2 separate regions of the Homo sapiens genome follow, and region 2 is linked to region 1. Evidence: chromatin loops called from intact Hi-C (ENCODE). Cell type or tissue: IMR-90. All regions are shown on one strand. Links, peaks and the distances in the headings refer to the core of each region. The heading gives the core; the rest is flanking DNA.

Region 1 (5,388 bases), core at 127-5,126:
TACAGCGGCGTGATCTCAATTCACTGCAGCCTCGGCCTCCTGGGTTCAAGTGATTCTCCTGCCTCAGCCACCTGAGTAGCTAGGATTACAGGTGTGAGTCACTGTGCCCGGTCTGTCTTAGTATATTTCTTTACAAAAAACCCTCCCCACCATGAATCCAACAGCCCAGTGGATGAAATTTTGCTTATGTGTATTTCACACCCAAATTCTTTACATGTGAAGAATATGCTGTTCATCCATTGTCATAGACCATCTGTGCTGAGTTTTGCTACAGGTGGAGTGAGGAACCCTGATAAGCCATTTATAGTCTCAATCCCAGTTCTTCTTGATTTCAGGGCCTTCATTTAAAAAAAAAAAAAAGGCCAGTTTGCATAAATGCTTGTGAAATAGATTGAAGCAAATGGGTTAAATATTTACATCAAAACTACTAGTTAACATATTCCAGCTAACTAAACTTACTGACCATGTAGGTTTATAACTGTATATAGGTTTATAACATTTTCTAACACCAAACAGCTAATATCTGTTTTGAATTAATATAGTATACTAATGTTTAGCTCTCCTTTTACCAAGGTTAATTGTTAATTATTCCAAGGCAATTATTTATGTGCTTGAAAGCGGGTTTGCTGAGCCTGGGTCCTCAGTGTTGTGTTTTAGGATTTGTAAGAGGCAAATACGCTTGCATAAAGGCAAATTAATTATTTAGAGACGAAAGCCTTCATGAATGCAGTGGGCCATTACAAGAATTAGACTTCTCAAAAGGAGGCTAGTAGCAGCACTCCTCCTCTCCAAATAATCAGAATTATATGTCTGGCCTGAAAATATGCACAAGAATGCATATACACCCACAAATACTTGTGTGGGCTTGCTGCTTCCCTCTCTGCCCCATCCCTTTTTATTATTTTAGCCAAAAGACTCAGAAACAGATCACTTACAGAATTTTAGAGCAAATAATCCACTTGGTCATTCCACCAGGCTCCAAAAGATAGACCTTTGAACAACGACAGCTGGAAAATCCTGAGGCATCGGACACACTAATAGAGGATTCTCCTCCTGTTTTCAGGAGTCTTTGAAAACCGAAAGGCATAGTCCACAGCACAACATGTGACAAGACATTTATTTTCATCTATTTGCTGTAAGCCGTTGAAAACTAGAAATATCAAATTAGATCAAATGTTTTAAAATAGGTTAAAATCGATCCTTTCCTTGCATTTTGGGTTCTGCCCAAATAGTCCTCAGATTGGAGCCTCTGCAGCATGAATATATATTTCATCATAAGAGCAAAAGCAAAGCCCCTAATGGTGATAATTACTGTCACCAAAATAGAAGGCTAATTGTCAGAGGAGTTCTTTCCTCTCCATGCGATGAAGGGCTAGGCAGGAATGCCTGGCGTCTTTGGGCAGAGACATTTTTTCCTTTCAGTTTTTTCAGGACGTTTAAAAATTATTTCATCTATAGACACAGAGTAATCGGATAAAAATCCAGTGAGAATTTTGTCAGACAAAGGCTTTATTAGGTGTTTTGTTTTGTTTGGTCCCCGCCAACCCTCTTTGAGGAATAGAAAATGTGGAAACCACAAGGCACACAGCCCTTGCGACTTTGGCCTGGACTGCTGGTGTTTATTCTTTTATTTTTAGGACTCTCATCCAAGGGTAAGCAGCACCTTTCTTAAAGAAACTCCAGACCCTTGACTGCCTTTCTCTTATCATTAATCCTCACAACTTCCCGGAGAAGCTGGGAAGAGACAGCGCTCTGCATCCTCCTTTATAGATGGAGAAGCTGAGGTTTGGGAAGGTTAAATGACTTGCCCAAGGTTATTTAGCAAATTAGGAGAGTCCACTTGGGAATGGAGCTTTGGGTTCTTAGGTTCTGGGGCTGCAGCCAGGAAACCCCAGCCACAAAGAATCTCTTTTGTGCTTGATTTTGTTCACGTGCCTATTTATATAGAAAGAAAATAAGTAAATGTTTCAGTTCTTCTGCCCTCTCCCTTTATGCCACACCAATACACACACACGCACACACATGCGCGCATATGCACACACACACACATATGCATGCACACATGCACATACACACCATTAGCCATGGGGGAAAGAGATAGCCCTAAATTAGAACTTCCAAATAAACTCACTGATTTGCTGCAATGATCTCAATGTATTCTATTGTTTTAGACCCTATTGCATGAAGGTGTCACTCCTACATCCTGTCCTCACTCTGAGAACTGGGCTCATATATCTCATTATAGCCATATTTAAAGAGTTGGTAAAAGAACAACCACTCCATTGATATGGAATTTCTTTAAAAAAAAACTTTAAAGAGGATTTACTGCTGTTATCATAGCGGAGAATAAAGATGGTGTGTAATTCATGGAGAAGAAAAAAATTTCCTACAAATCAAGGTGCTCTTGCAGGCTGCACTGGATTCGCATTCAGGAATGAGACTTGATGATGTGAAGCCCTTGTGCTCAGGAGTGAGTAGTGTCAAGGCAGGGGGAAGAAAGAGACCACATCTTAAGGAACACATTTTTCTACTCAGTTACAGGGCTGGGAATACAATAATGACATGCTCAAAGTTTTAAAGGTGAACTCACACAGAAACACCGACTGTGGGGAGAAGTGACCTGTCCTGAGGAAAGAGGGAGAGGAATATCAAAGTCTGGTAGAAAAGAAAAGAATACCATCTTCAGGGCAAGTAGTACCTTCTCGCTTGTGTAGATGCAGGTTTGTAAGTACAATAGATCCTTTGGTAAAATGTTTGCACCGAAGAGGCTGAGTTATTTTATTTTTGAATTGCAAGTTCTCCATCTAGTGGTCAGTTTCTAGAACAACAAGTTCATGGTGTTACTGATGTCATCCTTTGGATGCAAATTACTTAGTTCGCCTTTTTTTTTTTTTTTTTTTAATGACTAATGCCTGCATCAATCATAGCAAGCTATTGAGCATATAACTTCCGGCAGGCACAGTTGGCAGTGGTTTTCAAGAACTAAAAGTATTTGTATATTGGCAATTTAAATCACAGCATTTTCCATTGCTGAGAACAACTTCCCTGACTTATTATTTAAAATTTAATTACCTTGACATTGTTTCTGAGGTGAAAAAATAGTCCATAAGAAAATTTATGAAAATGTATGCTTAAATTCAACATGTATTCTTCAACAGGAGAAAATGAAAGGGAGTCAGGCGTTCATTGGGTATTTGGTCACTAAACAAAATGTCTATGAACTGTTTTTAAGTTTAATATTCTTGATGGAGCTTGCTGGGCAAGGAAAGATAAGGAGTCTGCTGACCTCTAAAGAAACAAGGGGATCTGATGTGGCTACATTGTCCACTGCAGTGGTCTCCAAGTGTGAGAATTATACTACTGATTGTATTGGAGAAAAATTCTTCTCACTGATGACATTAGATAGCATTGGAATCAGGTCCAGAATCAGTTTCAGTTTTGTCCTCTTAGGTCTTTAACATCCCTGAAACCTGCCAATCATCCTTTCTAATAAAAGAGAACGGATTTCCAGCATGTTTTCTTTGCCCAGGCAACAATATACAGTTAAAATTTCATTTACTATTTTGCATTGTCTTTAGTTAATAACTTCCTATTAATGGCAAGTGATACCGCCTTTTCATAAAGTCATGATATAAAATTTCCCTTTAAGATAAATTTATTGAAATAAAAATATGAGTCAATTTGAAGAAAAAACATTGAATTGTATAGAAAGCATATGGACACGGGAACATCTCACGGATGCAGGCCAATAGCAACATGAGCTGAAAAAGATTCTACTCTGGGAACTCAGGGTCTGTTCACTGCTCTGGATCTGCCACTCACCCTCTGTAATTACCTGCGTGTGTTACTTAAATCTCTTTCGACCTCCATTTTCCTCATCCATGGAGTGTGGCTTCTTAAAGCAACTTTTAAAGTGGAATTATTCTTTGCCTGAATTCAGAAGATGGGCATGGAGATAAGGAAGCAAATAGAACATCCTAAAGCAATCTTCGCCAAAGAATGAGTGGGACACATGGAAGACCCAAGGACACACAGAGGTGGTGAATTATGTCCAGCCTCCGACCTGTACTTACCTACAAGCCCCAAATTATAGTCATGGTCTCCAAAATTCTAGCTCATGCATACTAAAGACCCATTAAATCAAAGAAGTATCAAAATATATCATTTCTTATTATGGGATATCAGAAACAGAGTAGAATCCTGCTTCTTAAAGCCGTGCAAAGGACAACCCAGTGGGCATACAATGTGGCTTTGGCCCCCCTGAAGGCAGGCTTCTCCTGAAGCAGAAGAAACACTTGCTGGGGAAAGCTGGGCCTGAGGGGGCCCAGGGGCTGAGGCCTTCATAGCAGAGAAGCACCACATATGCATAGAGCAGTGTCCACGTGGGTTCACATGGACTGCGGGAGCCTGAGATGAAACTCCACCTTCTTCTTCACTGAGCCCCAGCCTGGGCCTCATGCCCATGGTCTGTGTATGCTGTCTCATCCAGCCCTGACACCAACCCTGAAATACAGGTATGTTACCCAGTGTTAACACAGGTGCAAACTGAGGCTCAGAACGAGTGAGTTCCTTGCCAGAGGGCACTTGACTTATAAGTGGCAACACCAAGCTTGAGCCTGGGTCTCTGTGATCTTGGAAATGCAGATTCCACTGCCAGCTGGGACAGGAAGCCTGGGCTCCACATGGGAAGCCATGACCCCCTGTACCCCCCACCATAGACAAAAGCACTGGGGCACAGAGAGATTGGCTTTTCCCCTCTCTGGGGTATGATTGGTGAAGTTAATCAGCCCTGAGTCTCTAGTGTTCATTCTGTGACACAGCACACACACACACACACACACACACGCATGCACGCATGCACATATACACCAAAGTTACCAGTTCCAAACCTTTTGTTTTATTCCTCTTAACCCTCCCCTACCCATTCACTCCCATAAGAACTATGGCCAATCCTGTCCAGGCTTGAAGAACTGGAGCCATTCAGTGATACGCTGCCCTGGGTCACAGATGGCCACATGGAGTGACTGCCCCCATCCCAAAGAAGAAGAAAGGATTCCCCCCGCCTTCCTCCCTGTCTCCATCAGGAACCTACATGATGCTTCCTTCTCCTGTGGCAGACGACTCTCCTCTGTCCACCCTAGAATTGATCTATGAAATATAAAACTAAGTCACCAAATGAGAGAATAGCCAATTGCCAGAAAACACAATAAGCAGCTGAATTCTTGTGCTCTTCTGAAATGACCCCAATATACTCAGTAGGTACCATGTGTCAGGCACTGCAGTAGGCAGGGGGTGGGAAAGAAGAGGCCTAGGGCCCCACTCATGCTCCCTTAGAAGGAAAGATGCAAAGTGGTATGACTTACTACAATCCATGGTGGAGTGAAGCGT
Region 2 (5,388 bases), core at 238-5,237, 290 kb before region 1:
GATTTTTTTTTGGAGGCTACTTTTGAAGTTGAAAGGTTGACGTATGCATCATGATATAAAGTAGTAGTCTTTTCAAATGATTTTGCTTCAACCTTCCCAATAAAACAAATGAACTGTGTTCATGGGATTTCGACTTGCTGGTTTCTCTTTGACACTAAAATGAAATGAATGTGCAAAGGCACAAAAACAGTATGTATCCTCAATTGGATAAAAGCTCACCTTTATCTCCCTTTGACCCTTTTATTTTTCACAATACTAAAGAAATATTAAAAATGGTAGGGGCTGGCGAATTTTTAGAAAAGGTATCAGTTCCCATTCCCTTTCCATCCTGTTGCCCTGGTGTAACCTTGACCTCCTCTTCCTCTCACCTCTGCAAACACTTCCCAGAATTGGCTTCCTTCCATTTTCTGAAGCCCACAATAGACATCTACACAATGGAAAACCCTCTGCTACAGCATCTTTTCTTGGAATCCAGTCCCCAGGAGCTCATGTGGGGCTTGATGTAATCATTGATCAACGTCTCTATGGGGAAAGCTGCCACCGTTTATGGTCTCCAGGAACCCTGGTCTGCCTCTACCCATCCCCAGACAAGTGGGGCTTTGAGCAGCAGCATAGCCAGATTCTGACGGCAGGAAGGTGGGACTGGGGTGATGTGGTGGGGGTGCCTATTTGGTGGTGTGGAAGTAAGCACAAAGAAAGTGCCCTTCTCTGACTACATTCTCTTCACCGTGTTTCTTTCATACTGTTTCATCTCGGGATCACAGTCAGTAAGCACCATGGCCACATATTGCCTGAAAATTGTTGAAAAGATACCACTTTTGGAGAATGGGTGCAAGCAAAATCACTGACCTCCTTTCTCCCTTCTAGATTTGCAGAGGGACTAGGAGATTGGGCTTCTGGTATGAGTTAGTGTGAGTGTGTGGATGTGTGGGTCTGTGTTTGTGTGTGAATGAGTGTGTGTTTATGTGAATGTGTGTGAATGAGTGTGTTTATGTGAATGTGTGAATGTTTATTTATGTTAGTGTGAGTGTTACGTGCATATGAGTGTGAATGTGTGGTTCTGTGAGTATATATATATGAATATGTATAGGTCTGCACATTTTGGAGATACAGTATCTTGAGAAAAAGCTTCCTCCCTCCACCTCCAATTTTTCCTGACACATTGTTCTACAGTGGCAGCACCATGGGTGACTTTAACTCCTTCATGACCTGTATCATTCCTACCATTACCCAGAGAAGCTTACAGCCCATGTACAAACAACACACCTTTGGCTTTCCCTTGCAACTCTGTTTACAGTCTCCAAGCTCCTCTTGAGGAGATATGCTAGAGTGGCCTCTGCTCCTGTAATGAGTAATTAATTACAGGGACTTGGAAGAGAAAAAGTATCTAGGTATGAGCCTGGAAAGTCTTGCTGAAGAGAGAGATGACTTGAAATAGGAGGTAGGATGTAGGGCTTGCAGAAAGTCTCTGGCACAAGCTATGGTAGCTGTAATTTTTGATAGCTGCTTATAGCCATAGGCCTAAGTGGGGAGGGAGTCCTTAAAAGCACTGGCTATAGGATACACCTGCTAAGCAGAGATGGTGAAGTGCATTTACAAAGATGACTACAGCAATATCTTCCCATCTGTGTTCTTTGGTGATGTGACATTGTCCATTGTCTATTTTTCCTTCCCTTGAGTCTAGGCTGACCCATGATCTATTTTGATCAGAAGAATGTGGCAAAAGTGATACTAACTTCTGAGTGTGGGTCTTAAGAAATCTACAGCTCACACCTGCACCTCTTTAAAGCGCTCCCTCTTGGAGCTCAGCCTCTGAGCTGTGAGAGGCTCAAACCATGTGGAGAGGCCTCTGTGGAAGAAAATCAAGAGGCTCCATTAACAGCCCAAACTGAGCTTCTAGCTGATGTCCAACAATAGGTGCCAGCATGTGAGTTCAGCTGGCACCTATTTGGACCTGGATGAGTTCAGCTGGCACCTATTTGGACCTATTTGGACCTGGATGCTCCATCCAAATCACCTGAATCTGTAAAACTGTAGCCACAGCCCACATCACCTGGAACAGAAGAATTGCCCAATCCACACAATTGTGAGTAATAAGAAATTGTTGTTGTTGCTTGAAGATACTCATCTTTAAGATGGTTTTTTATGCAGTGACATATTACCAATAGACCAGGTGGAATTACTGCTGTAGAAGTGAGCCGTGTAGAGTATAGGCTTTCTTCACAATTGCCAGAGAGTGAGAAAACATTTAAGCTATGCAGAGGTAAATGATAGGAAAAGGTGCCTTGTATTCATGTTTTTCTTAATGGAGAAGCAGTCTTGATTTAACTTTCATGTAATATGAAATAGTTAAGGGAAAATGTTGAGTAATGGCTGCTTACCTATATTAAACATTTCTACAATGAACATTTATTAATGCTATAACAAGATAAAATATTACTAAAACAGTTAATAGGCTTCTTATTTAGCTTCTCTATAAACGGAATAGTACCTTAAGGGATGCTTCACCTCATGCTGTGAGGAAGGTGGGGGATTTTTTCCTGAGAGCATTAGCTTTTACTTAATTATTAGAAAGTTCTAATGAGGATCATTTCATTTGCCTAGTTTCCAGTATTTAAATTCTTTTTATTCTTTTTATTTAGAGGGAATAGATTTAAATTACACTTTGTCAATTTGAAATGTAAAATCCTCCTTCTGAGTTGGTCTTAGTTAAGTTGAATCATAGACATAGATGGGTTCAGAGAGAATAGTCCTTGGGCTGCCAGGGTTCAAGGCATACTGCAGAACCTTCTTTCTACTTTTAGTCAACTGCCAACAATATCTTGTGTCAGAGAATGCCAATATATGTGCTTCTCTTCTCTTCCTGGGAACTTGCCTACTTTGCTAGCCCCAGTGGGTATTTTGGGCCCAGGTATTGGGTTCTGGCTAATGAGATGATTCATGAAAAAATGTCTGTGCACTCCTCCATTCTCTTCTCCAGTTTCACAGTCTATTGAAGGTCACCAGATGGAGACAGTAGCACACTGGATGGAAGAAGCACACTGAATGACTAAGTGCAGCACACCAATACAACCACACACCTCAGTGACCTGCTGCAATGCACTGTGACTTAAGCATGAAGTAGATGTTTGATAAATTGGGCCACTGAGATTTTCTTATAGTTGTTAGCATTCATGACTAATCCATATTTATAACTGTAAAGTGCTTTACATTTACAAGATATTTTTATAGACATTATCTCATTCGATACCTACAACATCCCTGTGTTCTAGAAAGGATAAGTATTATCCCCATTTTACAGGAGAGAAAATTGAAACACAAAGAGGTAGATTCTTTGAACAATGTTCTATGGTCAGTAAGTAGCAGAGCATTGACATGCCTTTAATTCTTTTTCCTCTTTCCCCTACTGACTTTCTCTAACTCAGGTCTGGTTTCTTATTTGAATTTCATTTTGACTCTGGTCTCTGGAGCTAAATATTACAAAGGAGCACTTTACCTTCCTCTTTTCCAACGACAAAAGTCAAACGAAAGCAATTCCTGTTTGTAAAGTCAAGTTAAATTCGGCAATCATTTCCATGTGCTCTATAGTGGGTCAAACAATAAAATGGATGGCTTATGCCAGCATTTCACAGAAGTGCCCTTAACCCTGATCCTGAGAGATGGTTGTGTAAAAAGGGTTACTTATCAAATACATCTGTTCAATTCAGAATACCATATCCATTTTGGGAATTAACAATATACATTAGCATGTTAAAGGCTCTGAGAAGTCCTGCAGTTAAAGCACCTATTCTATAGTGTGACACTTCTAAACATTCTGATCTATAGAACATAGTTTTGGTAACTCTGGTTTAGATATTTACTTTTCTGATTGTAGGAAATGGGATTAACACATATTTTGCAGTTCTCTTTAGTTCTATGGCTGTATTATTTTATCAGTTTCTCCATTCTCTATTTTTCTTATTTAGTCTTTATTCAAATTTCTATGTTATCCTCCTTTCTTCTTCCTGCTCCCCTTGTCCTTCTTCTTCTCTTCCTCTTCTTCTTCCTTATCTTCATCTTCATTATCTTCTAAAACTATTAGCTCCCTACCCTAGATGATCAAAGAATGCTGCAGACATAAAGCATCTGAATTTCAGTAACCATTTGACAAAATTTACCACATTTATCCATCTTGGACACAATATGTGTATTTTTGTATATGAGTGTATAATTCCATTGGAAACAGATAGATAAATGTAGGTTAAGTGGACCATAATGAGTGACAGACTGTGAGGGAGGAAGGAATGACTGCCTTTAGCACCACCCCATTCAACAATTTTAGCAGTGATTGGGTGAGCACATTAACAGTAAGCTGATTGAATTTATGAATGATGTGAAGATGAAAGGGCTGGATAAATATACTGGATGCCAGGAAAACATCTTTCAAAATCTCAGACAGGGCTGAATTTAACAAGACGTTATTTAACAGGGATAAATTTAGACTTACGCTCTTAAGTCTAGAAGTAAAACTGTATAACTATAGTATCGGATGACATGACATAGGAAAAAAGAAAAACCCGGGGTTTCTAATTTGATTGTACATTCAGTATATAATCTTGTGGTTTTCATTTAAAATGGCAACATAAAACATTTTAACCCTCAAAATCCACAAAACTTTTTTTGTAAAAAGAGAAAAGATACAGCAAAAACCTCTTTATTCAATGAAACCAGAAAAATGATACAGTCCAAGTGAAAAATCAAGAAGTACACATGGTAAATGTGAGACATGGGAGCCTGCTGGTCATGGAAATATAGATCTATAGTTAGGATTCATTCCCATAAGCCTGATGGATAGAAAGAATGGCACTGCTGGAGGTGCCAAAGGAAAGGTTGAAGGTCAAAGGAAAGGTTGAAAAGGTCCCTAGGAAGACTTCATTTCACATCACTAAAAGGTGCAGAAAGTAGATTTGAAGTGGAAACCAGGCTCTTTCTACCGTCTACCATGATGCAGTTTATTGAGAGAGAGAGAATGTTAGATGTGAATGGTGAAGGGTAAAAAGAGAAGATAAGAGAAGAAAACAGTAATTGCCAGGTCAGCACCGAGGGACATTGTCATCTAATGGTTTTACTATGAAGCTCAAAACAGTGAAATGAAATGGCCCCAAGATAGCAGAAATAACACATTTCTTCAACAGAGTTTGCAACAGGTTAGTTAAAGGCAACTATGGGTATTTTGTACTTTCACCTTCATTGTTTTATTTTCATTTTTTAAATTTTTGAGATGGAGTCTCGTTCTGTCACTCAGGCTGGAGTGCAGTGGTGTGATCTTGGCTCACTGTACCCTCCACCTCCCAGGTTCATGTGATTCTCCTACCTCAGCCTCTCAAGTAGTTGGGACTACAGGCATGT

What was found. Hi-C counts contacts between places; a loop is a spot of excess contacts. Peaks named below come from ENCODE experiments on the same cell type or tissue, not always from the same donor. Only the 100,000 strongest peaks of a DNase experiment are listed, where the experiment ranks them.
Region 2: a loop joins it to region 1, with 6 times the contacts of the local background. A loop is called at or near these places in 10 of 110 quality-filtered maps.

The regions. Positions count from the first base shown.
Region 1 is chr3:157,615,741-157,621,128 of GRCh38, reverse strand. No RefSeq gene overlaps it. Among named protein-coding and RNA genes, the nearest start is that of VEPH1, 120 kb to the right of the region's middle. In IMR-90, for the core only: a CTCF peak has its summit at 2,818 (motif pointing left); a DNase peak (open chromatin) is centred at 2,828; H3K27me3 peaks cover 649 bases.
Region 2 is chr3:157,904,458-157,909,845 of GRCh38, reverse strand. No RefSeq gene overlaps it. Among named protein-coding and RNA genes, the nearest start is that of SHOX2, 200 kb to the left of the region's middle. In IMR-90, for the core only: a CTCF peak has its summit at 3,010 (motif pointing right); no DNase peak of the experiment used is centred there.